2 separate regions of the Homo sapiens genome follow, and region 1 is linked to region 2. The links are chromatin contacts, found by Hi-C or POLR2A ChIA-PET in ENCODE. All regions are on one chromosome and are shown on one strand. Each heading gives the region's core, a stretch centred on a gene start or an enhancer-like site at or near the end of the contact. The rest is flanking DNA. Distances are from core to core; before and after follow the strand shown.

Region 1 (6,548 bases), core at 622-3,121, 550 kb after region 2:
GAAATGCAGAACAGTTTTATCTCAAGCAAAATGTTTGTCAAAATACAACGTATTTTTCTTTACCTATCCATTTGTATGGGAGTAGACTTGGAAACTATTTCCTGACGGAAAACTTGAGCTCTATCTGAATTTCCTAACTTCCAAATTCAGTCACAAATCCTTCATTAAGCTACTTAATTTTCATCAGCATTATAAGGTAGTAGAAACTTAGGTAGAGTAGCCAGAAATGAATTCTGATTCTATTACTTACTTGGGTAAGATATATTTGCCTTACTTTTTTTTAATCTGCAAAATAGGGATAATGACAGTACCTATTTGCAAGGAGTTATTGTGAGGAGTACATTTTAAAATGCAAATAAAAGCAGTTATTTCCATTCCTGGCAACAAACTATTATCACTATGCAATATTATTATTATTATTAATTCTTATAAACTCTGCTCAGCTGTCTACGAAAGTATCCAGATATGCCTTAATGAACAACGCAGGTTCTTGTCAAAGAATACATTCTAAGGTTCCTGCTGTCTAATTCTCATAAAAAAACATGATTAAAACATTTTTTGGTCATTCATTCATTCATTCACTCATAAAAGATTACTTGGGTAATACGCATTTTATTTTTAAAATAAAAAATATTTCTCCTTGGATCAAGTCAGACTAACAGAAAACCACATATATGTACTGTATTATTGATTTTATAGAACTGTCTGTTTGGAGAAACTGGGCTTTGAAATTATGTCCAAAATGTTACCAAAGCACTGCTAGATGACATTTATCCTCCTTAAAAGCCAACAGAGTCTAGAAAATTCACATCTTAAGTTTTCAGTACTAGGAAAATCTCTCCTTTGGAGTAACTTGTTTGTTTTTATATTATGAATACTGTGAGTTTCATAACCAATTCTCTTTGTCTTACTGTTATTTTCTGTCTGCCTGTATCTACTTTTTTTATGTTGTTATGTATATTTGTAAAGCAAAGCCAATATAAATGCACAAAAGTTTTCTTTTGTATGAATTCCATTGTTTAATAAATTAGGACAGAAAGTTATCACAAATGGAACCACACTACATCAAGTTACATAGAAATGGGGAGGTAAAATTTTTACAAAAATTCAAAATAACTCTCCAGTTAAAATTAAGGTTAATTTTTCAAAAATTAAAAGAAATCAAGAGGAATATACAAGGAACCAAGAACAGTCAAGGGCTGTCTTGAAGAACAACAGAACTGTGGGACCTGGACTTCCAACAGCAAAGCTTAGTATAAAACTTACCAAAAACTATAGTAATTAAGCCAGTGGTGGCACTGTCAGAAGAATAGAAAACAACCAATGGAACAGAATAGAGTGGCCAGAAACAGACCCACACATATATGGTCACCTGATTTATGACAAAAATGACACTGAAATTCAGTGAGGAAAGGATGCTCTTTATAATAAATGGGGCTAGGTTATTTGGATAGCTACATGGGGAGGACAAAAAGAACCATGACCCTAGAGATCATGCTGTATGCAAAAATAAAAACAGTTTCAGTTGGACCACAGATCTAATTGTGAACAGTAAACCATAAGGCTTTTAGAAGAAAATGCAAGAGAGTACTTTCATAATCTTAGGCTAGGCAAAGGTTTCTTAAACAAGAGGCACAAAAGCACTAATCACAAGGAGGGGAAAAGGATAAACTGGACTTCCTTGAAAGTAAGAATTTCTACTCACCAAAAGATACCACTAGGAGAATGAAAAGGCAAAGCCATAGGGTGGCAGATGATATCTGCAATTCATATACATGGCAAAAGTCTCATATCCAGAATATATAAGGAACTCATAAATTATTAAGAAAAAAGGTAGACAATCCTATAGGAAATCAAGACCATCACTTACTCAAATGGAAACTTAGCACATGAAACGTGCTCAACTTTGTTAGTCATCAGGGAAATGTCAGTTAAAACCCACAGTGAAATACACCATACAAACACACACACACACACACACATACACACACACACGTACGCATGTGTAGCTAAAATGAAAGATCACACCAAGTGTTGAAAAAGATATGGAGCAATCAATATTCAGACACAGCTAATGTGAATGCAAATTGGTACAATATCTTGGAAAACTCTTTAGCAATATCCTCTAAACTTGAGGATATATACATATACTCTACGAACCCAGAAATTCTACCCATGTTAATACTCAACAGAAATGAGGACATATGTTCTCTGAAAGCTATGTTCAGAAAATGTTCATCTGAGCAATAGGCTTTTGTTTTTGTTTTGTTTTTAGAGACAGAGTCTCACTCTGTTACCCGGGCTAGAGTGTAATGGCGCTACCACAGCTCACTGTAGCCTCAAATTCCTGGGCTCAAGGGGTCCTCCCACCTCAGCCTCTCAAGTAGCTGAGACTACAGGAGTGTACCACATGCTTGGCTACAGCAGGTATTTTTTAATAGTCAAAAACTAGAAACAAACCAAATGTCCATCAGTAGTTGAACGAATAAATTACAGTATACTGTACAATATCTGAAATTCTATACAACAAAATATAACTTTTAATGAATAAACTATATCTGTGTTACAGTGTTGGATAAAAGAATGCAGGAAAACAGAGTACATACTATATAATTACATTTATGTAAATTTCAAGAACAGATAAAACGAATCCATTTGTGTTAGAAGTTGGGATAGTGGCTGCTCTTGAGGGGCCTATCTTGTCGGTTCTGATAACAGTCTGTTTCTTGATCTAGGTGCTGGTTACTCAAGTGTATACATTTGGTGAAAATTTGCCAAGCTAAACATTTCATAAACTGTACATTTTTCTGTATGTATATTATACATTAGTAACACCAGTCAGCCCTGGGTCTCTTATCTTCCACTTGATAGAGATCAAATGGGAGCCCTCATTGTATAGCTGAGCTCACATGGACACTCACTTGTTTAGCACGCATGCAAGCTCAGAATAAAATTGTTCCTCCCCAAACTTCTCTGTCTCCTGCAGAACTCAAAAGGGAGTCTATGACATGCCTCCCTATCCTGAAACTTTCACAGTCTCACCACCACTGTCTGCTTTAGGTCCACCAGGACTAAAGTCTTTATTCCCTTCATCTCTGTTTATGTCCAGCACCACAAGAAGCTACAGACACCTAGATGACACTCATCTCACACACTAGTCATCATAACTCTTTGTACATCTTCTGTTTTGCTCCCATCTCCCATCCCATCCTAATTCTGGAAGGACGATATACTTCCATGGGTCCTCTGGAATTTACAGTCTATTACCAGCAAAATCCTCTACATCTTCAACAGTTCTTCAAATGTTGCTTTCTTCTTTTCATGAGACACTAGTTTCCCTGCATGCAAGCTTACCAAATAGTGATTGCATTTCCTCACACATCCCTGAAACAAACCACTGGGCTTAGAGGTAAAGTAGGTGTTCTCCTTTCTTCTTATTACCACTCAAGATCATTCTCTTCCTCCTTCAACCATCCACCCAAAGCTGCTTTGAAACTCTATCACCATCATCTATCAATCAATCCACCCCACGCCCTTGCCCTGCTCGGTCCCTCCCCTTCATTTCTGGATGATCTTAGCTCCTAGCTCACTGTCATGCTTTCAAACAACTCCTGCTTAAATCTTGGTGATTTTTTTTCTTACCTGAAGTCTAAATTCCTAGAAGTCTTAATTCCTAGAATTCTCCTCCTACAATATTTTCTTCCTATCTGCCTCAGCTACTCAATCCTACGATCAAAGTCTATGATCATAGCCTAGACCACCTGTTTTCAAACATTTGGGTTAGGGACTCTTTATACTCTTAAATATTAAGCCAACCTGAAAGAACACCCAATGGCCAAAGCTGGAACAATCCAAGCAACAGAACAAGTAATGTAGTACTGCATTATAACCCAAAGTATAAAATAAACATACATGAGGCCATACTCATATAAATAAATGATTAAATAAATAAGAGAATAGGAGATAAAGTTTCCTTACGGAAGAATTCCCAGTAACAGATGTAGACACTATCTCTTCCAGGAGGTAGAGCTTAGTCCTTGCTCCCCCATTGAGAGTGCACTGGACATAGCTATTCACTTGCAAAAAAAGAGAGTACGGAAAGAGGAAAAGAGTAACTGTATAGTGGTGAAACCGGGCAAGCACTGCCTTGATCTAAGCTAACATCAACACGACGTCATGTGAATATCAAGTACCATTCAAAATGATTACAGACATGAGCCACCGTGCCTGGCCCCTGGTAAGTTCCTTTTAACTATAAAAGTAAGAATATCTTTAGAAGAGAAAGTATGGCTGGGTGCGGTGGCTCACGCCTGTAATCCCAGCACTTTGGGAGGCTGAGGCAGGAGGATCACTTGAGGTTAGGAGTTTGAGAAAGACTGGCCAACACAGTGAAACCCCTCTGTACTAAAAATACAAAAATTAGCCAGGCATGGTGGCATGTGCAGGTGATCCCAGGTACTTGGGAGGCTGAGATAGAAGAATCACTTGAACCCGGGAGGCAGAGGTTTCAGTGAGCCAGGATCAGACCACTGCACTCCAGCCTGGATGACAAAGTGAGACTCCGTCTCAAAAAAAAAAAAAAAAGAAGCAAAAATATACAAACATTAAAAATGAATCCTGAAATATCAATGCATTATGTAGGAAAGAGAATAATGGAATTCTATAAAGTATAGGATAATTTTTTTATTTCAACTTTTATTTTAGATTCAGGAGGTACATGTGCAGGTTTGTTACATGGGTATACTGTGTGATGGTGAGGTTTGGAGTACTATTGTAGGATAAGTATTTAAAGAAATAAAAAATTAAAAAGCCAACAGTGTTTACTAGCTGACATAAGCTTTTCTTTGTCCTTACCACGTACAGTACAATTGTTAAAAAAAAAAAAAAAAAAAAAAAAAAATTCTTTCCATTAGCCCTGGGCTTCAAGATGAGTAACAGTTCTGACTAAAGGTATCAGTAAAGCTTAGATAGGACAAAAAGCAAACTGGCCACAAAATGATTTAAAAACTGTTTCTCTCTACCAGCAAGCAGCAAGAGGCTCTCTACAAGTTGCTAACCCACCCCCACATTTCATATATAATATGTAACCTATTAACATCTATGCCAAAGACTTGACTATATAACTCTGCAAGCTTTATAAATCTAATTAGACATCTCTAGTAATATTCAAAATATACTTGCATTTGTAAAAACTTTATTCTTCTCAAAGATAAAAGAGACAATTAAAATACATGTTTCCTGCTGTGTAACTAACTTCCTATTTTTGCCAAACATGTTCCGGAGCAGAATATTTAAAATTACATTAGAAGGCTTGCTAGGAGTCTATGTAGTATTTCACTAGCCCAATAAGTCTGTATAACATTAATTTTTTATATTTTCAATGTACAATAAAACCTTTCTAAGTCAAATGTCTTATTCTTCAATTCCCACATTATGTTATTAATAACAATTACCAAAATTTATCTTTTAGTGTTGTCATCAGAGACATATAACATTTTAATTATTTTATAAGAATATTTTAAAAGTATTTGTAACTTTCACTGTAAAACTCTAAAAATTTCCTTATTCCTATCTTTTACATCATCCCCTTCACCATTAAGCACTAACGACAAACTACTATAAAACTTTTTATAACCATTTGTTTTATATATCATTATGAAGCTTAAGTTTCTATAAATTTATAGAGCAACCAAATTTCTATAAATGGATTGTGACACATCACGAAATTTTAAACTTCTCTCCTATGCAATGAGGCCATTGCTGTAGTTAAATTAAGCGCTACCAGAAGATTATCAAGAATTCCTGGGTGAATTTCAGGAAAACAGAATGGAGAGAAATGTTCAGATTATGTTACAGAATAAAATTAATTTAATTTTAGGATTTTGCTGCTTAGAAACTGACCAATCAATTGTGAAGGAGGACAGTATATGTGCTGTTGCTTAAAAAGAAGTGTTGATGCCTCACTGCCTACCTAGGTCATCAAGTAAATAAAGCTGCCTCTCAAGGCACCAGGAGAAGTAATATAATTCATAGTAAGAGAGGTTTGGGAAGTCTTTCCAAAGGCCTATTACTTAGGCCTATTTTCCCCAAAAATCACAAAACAAGTGTCTGATTATCAAGAATAGAACATAGGTTTTTACTCTATAAAATGGTTTTTGGCTAAACCATCTTTTGCCTACCCCAAGGACAAATAAGATCATGTTGGGATATCAGTGTGCTGTGGCAACCAGCCCAGTGTGTTTCTGTTGGAAAAGCTAGAACAATTAGAAGGTAAGAAGTTCTTTCTTCTCATTTCCCATTTCTATCTTCCTGTTCTTCTCAGATCCTCCATGACTTCAGACAAGATCAGGCACGTTCAAGGTGGTATGGTCATAGACAAGATCCTCCAGGACTTCAGAAGAACATTTTTTCCAGGGAAAGGATATCTGATTTGGACTCTAATAAGAGAAGTTAGGAAGAACTATTTTTTAATAACCATGTTGACCAAAAGAATGCAGCAAACAGAATGCTATGAAACTTCTGAGGCCAACAGTTACTGCTCTTGGATT
Region 2 (6,096 bases), core at 865-3,364:
TTCACCTGAAGAATTTGGACAATGATGCCGGTTTCAGTTTAAAGGGCCTTTGGGCAGGGTTGGCATTGGGAACAGGGGCTGAGGGAGCTTCTAGACTTTTCTGCATTATGAGCAGAGTAATTACAAATCAGCTCTGCAGATGACAGCACAGACCTCTTTGTGGTGGGTTCTCTTGGGCCAACAGCAGATTTGGAGCCGTGGAAGAACAGCGAGAAATCTCTTCACATGACCTTCATGTCTTCCTCCTGTAAACCGCATTGTATTTCTAACTTCAGATCAAGGGGACTGACATCTGCAACTCTTCAGGGAGGACAGCTGGGCCATGCCCCTTTGGGCCTCCCATCCTCCCCTCGTCTTGTCAGCCAGTCGTGCTGGGATCTGCCGGCAGCCTTGTGAGAACCGGGCAGGAACTGGCCAGCAAAGGCAGCTATAAATACTCCTCTTGGCAGCCAGCTTCACTTGGGAGCCCACAGCTGAGGGGCGGAGGCCAGCGGGAAGCACCTGCACCTCTTCAGGGTACATCCGAGCCTGGGCCTGGCTTCCCGCCCTCCACCTCTGAATGGGGATTTGGTCGACCTTTTCCGGCTTGGGGGAAGTCCCCGTGGTGATCCAGCTTCCCAGATGCAAGAGCAGCAGGGAGGGCACTGCTCTCCAAGCAGCCCAACCCCTTTAAACTCAAAGTCAGAGCTATATTCTCACAAGGGCTGATGAAACTGAATAGCTAAGGGTAAATGAGGAGGCAGGAGAGGCGAAGAGGAAGGGAAATAAGCTCTTTTATAGAATGCTTTTCTCCTCCTGATTTCACTTGTGTGGGGAAGCATGAAACAACCACTAATCAGTCTTTCCCCCTGATGAGTCGGAAACTTGACAACTGGAGAGTTTTTAAAAAAATGAATGAATAAATATTTCTTCTTTGGGCTTTATTTATGAAGCATGGGCTAAGAGATCCCTTGTGGGCATTTTAAATAACCAGAAGCAAGTCACAGCAGCAGCTAATGGTCAACTGTAAATGCAGTTCTGCTGTGCAGTTGTCGTTCAAAATGTGACAGTATTTAAAAGCTGGGCTGTATATGAGATGAAGGAGTTCAAAGACCCATTGGATGACAGTTCTCATGCTTCTGCAAGTGAAAGAATCATCTGGAACACTTGTTTATGAGGCAGATCCCCGGTCCCTACCCTCTGAGATCTGATCCTATAGATTTGGGCCAGGGCCAAGAACCTGCATTTGAGTCCCTAATTCCAACCTGGATACTCTGGGACAGGACTGCGCTTTGCAAGACAATGCCCTATGCCAGTGGTTCACAAAGTGAGGTCCCCAACCTGGAGCCACAGGAAATTTGTTAGAAATACAGATTCTTAGGCCAACCCCAGAAAGACAGAATCGGGAACTTTGGGGACAGGGCCCAAAAATCTGTTTTAACAAACCTCCAGGTGGTTCTGAAGCCTGCTATAGGTTGATAAACACTGCCCTAAGATTTCTTACAAGCAAGTTGTGCAAACCCTGGAATACTGGCAATTCCAATGCGTAGCCAAGATTTAGAACCACTCTGATGGACACTTCCATTGGAATATGAATGCTAATCTCACTTCTATAACCCTTATTTTTCTGAGCACTCACTTTTTTCAGCCAAGATTAGAGTTAATAAGGTGAAGGGGAAAGAATGTGGGTTTTGTTTCAGGTAAACGACTCAAGCCTGGTCCCAAGTTGAACCCTCCCTGAACCTCAGTATTTTCATCTGTGAAATGGAAGGAATGCTGCCCACCCCACAATGGTGCTGTGAAGAGTAATGAGACAGTATCTGGGAAAACACTTAGCCAGTGGCTGGCACATTGTAGAAACTTGATTTTTCTGTCTCTCTCTACAATATTTTTTAGTTTAATTGGGGTCTGGAATGAGATTCTTAATTTTTATAGGAATATAGCTTAAGGGTTTGCTCTCCAGAGAGCATCAAAAGACTCATTTTAAAATTCATCTCTTGTTTTAGGGTAAATGTCTGAAGAGCTCAGTGAGCACTCTTGATGTTAAAGATGACTGGTAGCCTTAGTATAGAAGCAGCTCTAATTTAGCATGGCCTGGTTCCACTTTGTAACCAGAGTCACTTTCTCTTCTGGGACATCACTGATGTCTCAGTAATGGGCAAAAACCTTATTATATTAGGCACTTTGCACAAGCATTTCACTTCCTTAATTGGTCACCATTGCTTATTAAATGCCAGGCCAACTTCCAATACAGTTTGGTGACAGAGGCCTGTCATCAACTGTTATAAAGAAATGACTTCTTGTGTGTGTACTGGTCAGCTTGTAATTCAGTTGGTTGGAAGATCAGTCAATATTGTATATTTATAAAAGAGTAGATTCAGTAACCACTTTGGCATGAAGCATGCTGCCTGTGTTTTATATTTTATATAATACATAGTAGTTCTATTGACTCTAAATAAATACTTGACAATGACTGTTTTAATAGATTCCAAAGATGGAATGTCCACAAACACATCATTTGTAGGGCAAAGCTGACACAAATCACATTTGTGGGAGTAAAGTGGGAACTCATCCCTGTGCAATGGTCAAATGCTCCACATATTTTTGTTAGGATGGAAGGGTGTTTAGTAAGGTCCTTCATGTAATCAAGACCTGTCCTGGTGTGCAGCCATAGAAGCCAATTTGTTTTACTTCTGGTACACTGACCAGCATCCCTTAGGACAGGAAGAGATGGATATACCCAAATTGCATTGCCACCTAGTACTTCGGCAAACACTTACTGAGGACCTGCCAGGTGCAAAGCACATTTACATGCATGACCTCATCTAAGGCTCACAAACAGTTATCACCATCTCCTTTTTACAGATGAGCAATTGAGATGCAAAGACATGAAGGCATTGGATAAACGTCATGCAACCCATATTGGTTTCATTTACCCTAGAAGGGATTTCTTGCTTTCAGTTGTATTTACCCTAGAAGGGATTTCTTGCTTTCAGTTGCTGGTTTGCTTATTCATTCATCTAGTCATTATTCATCTATGGTTTATCATAGCGAGGCAACATTGTTTACTCTCATATCTCCTAAAACAATTTTAGAAACCTACATATCCTCTTGAACCTTTTTCAGATGAGACTTCAAGTTTCCCTTCCCGTGTTAAAATAGTTGCAAAGATGTAATTATGGCACGTAGTCAATATTGACACTTTACAACAAAATGTTAATGAATGCATTTCTATATGGCCAAAGGAATATAGATACCAATTATATTTTTCCATTATCCAAAGGAATATAGATAGAAATGATATATTTATCATCTAAAATTTTAAAATACATGAATGATCTTTTAATAGAACTTTTTTCCTTGAACTCATATTTCCATTTCATTTCCCCAATATTACCTCATTTTTAAGGGACCTCACGCTTAAAAATATGTTATCATTCTATTATAATTCTGTGTAGTAATAATATTAGTCAAATTAATTTTTTTAATTTGCTATAATCTTAAGACTTTAGATGTTAAAATTTTTCTTCTGGATTGGCTTATCATTAAAATTATGAAGAAATTATTCAGAACAACATAAATATGACAACTTTAGACAATGCAGCATAAAATCAGGAGAGGTATACTTTTTTTTTGAACACAGAAAGCAAGATGGGAAAAAAGAATGTTTCTCATGATATCTCCCTGCAGGCATGTTCTGAGGCCAATCTTATTAGGAAAGAGTACATGTGGAAGTCTGGGATATGGAAATTAATTCTCTGAGATACACCCAATCTAGCATATCCCAGCTGGAAGGCTGCTTCCCTGGGAGCCAAAAGCACAGAAGGTCCTTGAGGGGCCATGGGACACACGAACAAGCAAGCAAGAGCAAGTTAGACATGCCAAGCATTGTATCTGGTAGGGACTAGGTAAGGTAAGAGACAAGTACCATTTGTAATTTTTTTAATTTTTTAAGTTTTTAATTTAGGGGTATATAGTAGGTGTATGTATTTATGGAGTACATGAGATGTTTTGATATAGGTATGCAACATGTGATAATCACATAATGGAGAATGGGGTACCCATCCCAAGCATTTATCCTTTGTGTTACAAACAATCCGATTACACTCTTTCAGATTTTTTAAATGTATGATTAAATTATTATTGACTATAGTCACCCTGTTGTATTATCAAATAGTAGGTCTTATTCATTCTTTCTATTTTTATTGTACCCATTAACCATCCCCACCCCCTGATCTCCATCCCAAACACTACCCTTCCCAGCCTCTGGTAACCATCCTTCTACACTCTATCTCCATGAGTTCAATTGTTTTGATTTTCAGATCCCACAAATAAGTGAGAACATGCAATGTTTATCTTTCTGTGACTGGCTTATTTCATTTAATATAATGATCTCCAGTTACATTCATGCTGTTGGAAATGACAGGATCTTATCCTTTACTATGGCTGAATAGTACTCCATTGTATGTAAGTACCACATTTTATCCATTCATCTGTTGATGGACTCATAGGTTGCTTCCAAAATCTTGGCTATTGTGAACAGTGCTTCAAAAAACATGACAGTGCAGATATCTCTCTTTGATATAGTAATTTCCTTTCTTTTGGGTATATACCCAGCAGTGGGATTGCTGGATCCTATGGTAGCTCTGTTTTTAGTTTTTTGAGGAATCTCCAAACTGTTCTTCATAGTGGTTGTACTAATTTACATTCCCACCAACAGGGTACAAGGGTTTGCTTTTCTCCGTATCTTTGCCAGCATTTGTTATTGCCTGTCTTTTGGATATAAGCCATTTTAACTGGGGTGAGATGACATCTCATTGTAGTTTCGATTTGCATTTCTCTGATGATCAGTGATGTCGAGCACCTTTTCATATGCCTGTCTGCCATTTGTGCGTCTTTTGAGAAATGTCTATTCAGATCTTTTGCCCATTTGAAAATTGGATTAGATTTTTTTCCTATAGAGTTGTTTGAGCTCCTTTTATATTCTGATATTAACCCCTTGTCAGATAGGTAACTTGCAAATATTTTCTCCCATTCTGTGGGTTGTCTTTTTGTTGTGTCCTTTGCAGTACAGAAGCTTTTTAACTTGATGTGATCCTATTTGTCCATTTTTGCTTTGGTTGCCTGTGCTTGTGGAGTATTACTCAAGTGCTTGTGGAGTATCACTCAAGTGCTTGTGGAGTATTACTCAAGAAACTTTTGCCCAGACCAATGTCCTGGAGAGTTTCTTCAATGTTTCTTTGTAGTAGTTTCATACTTGGGATCTTAGATTTAAATGTCTAATCCATTTTGATTTGAGTTTTGTATATGGTGAGAGATAGGGGTCTAGTTTCATTCTTCTGCATATGGATATCCAGTTTTCTTAGCACCATTTATTGAAGAGACTGACTTTTTCCCAGTATATGTTCTTGGCACCCTTGTTGAAAATAAGTTCACTGTAGGTGTCTGAATTTGTTTCTGGGTTCTCTATTCTGTTTCACTGGACTATGTGTCTGTTTTTATGCAAGTACCATGCTCTTTTGGTTACTTAGGTAATGTGATTCCTGTAGTTTTGTTTTTTTTTTTTTGCTTAGGATGGCTTTGGCCATGGGTCTTTTGTGGTTCCATATAAATTTTAGTTTATTTCTATTTCTGTGAAGAATGTCATTGGTATTTTGATAGAGATTAAATTAAATCTGTACACTGCTTTGGGTAGTATGGACATTTTAACAATATTGATTATTCCTATCCATGAACATTGAATATTTTTCTATTTTGGGGTGTCCTCCTCAATTTCTTTCATCAGTGTTTTACAGTTTTCATTATAAAGATCTTTCACTTCTTTGGTTAATTCCTAGATATTTAATTTTGTGACTACTGAAAATGGGGGCCCGGCACAGTGGCTCATGCTTGCAATCCCAGCACTTTGGGAGGCCAAGGTAGGCAGATCACCTGAGGTCAGGAGTTCAAGACCAGCCTGGCTAACATGGTGAAACCTTGTCTCCACTACAAATGCAAAAAAATTAGCCAGGTGTGGTGGCACATACCTGTAATCCCAGCTACTCAGGAGGCTGAGGCACAAGAATTGTTTAAACCCAGGAGGCAGAGATTGCAGTGAGCTGAGATTGCGTCACTGTA

What was found. Hi-C counts contacts between places; a loop is a spot of excess contacts on that map. ChIA-PET counts read pairs that join two places held with the same protein, here RNA polymerase II (POLR2A). Pooled maps may share reads with other maps.
Region 1: a map with no recorded cell type shows a loop between it and region 2 (4-fold over the local background). The contact joins two enhancer-like sites. A Hi-C loop is called at or near these places in 5 of 37 single-sample maps with no recorded cell type and 2 of 50 pooled maps. POLR2A ChIA-PET finds 5 or more read pairs at or near these places in 1 of 52 experiments (GM12878).

The regions. Positions count from the first base shown.
Region 1 is chr7:22,991,725-22,998,272 of GRCh38, forward strand. All of the region lies in intron 1 of HYCC1 (hyccin PI4KA lipid kinase complex subunit 1), which reads right to left. Among named protein-coding and RNA genes, the nearest start is that of HYCC1, 19 kb to the right of the region's middle. RefSeq lists an enhancer at 1,245-1,324. Within about 2 kb of position 1,872, at least 2 of the 41 ENCODE cell types and tissues checked have a DNase peak (open chromatin) inside an H3K27ac peak, as active enhancers do; they include GM12878, where a contact is called at or near this core.
Region 2 is chr7:22,445,067-22,451,162 of GRCh38, forward strand. All of the region lies in intron 4 of STEAP1B (STEAP family member 1B), which reads right to left. Among named protein-coding and RNA genes, the nearest start is that of STEAP1B, 52 kb to the right of the region's middle. RefSeq lists enhancers at 2,950-2,999, 3,010-3,079. Within about 2 kb of position 2,115, at least 2 of the 41 ENCODE cell types and tissues checked have a DNase peak (open chromatin) inside an H3K27ac peak, as active enhancers do; they include GM12878, where a contact is called at or near this core.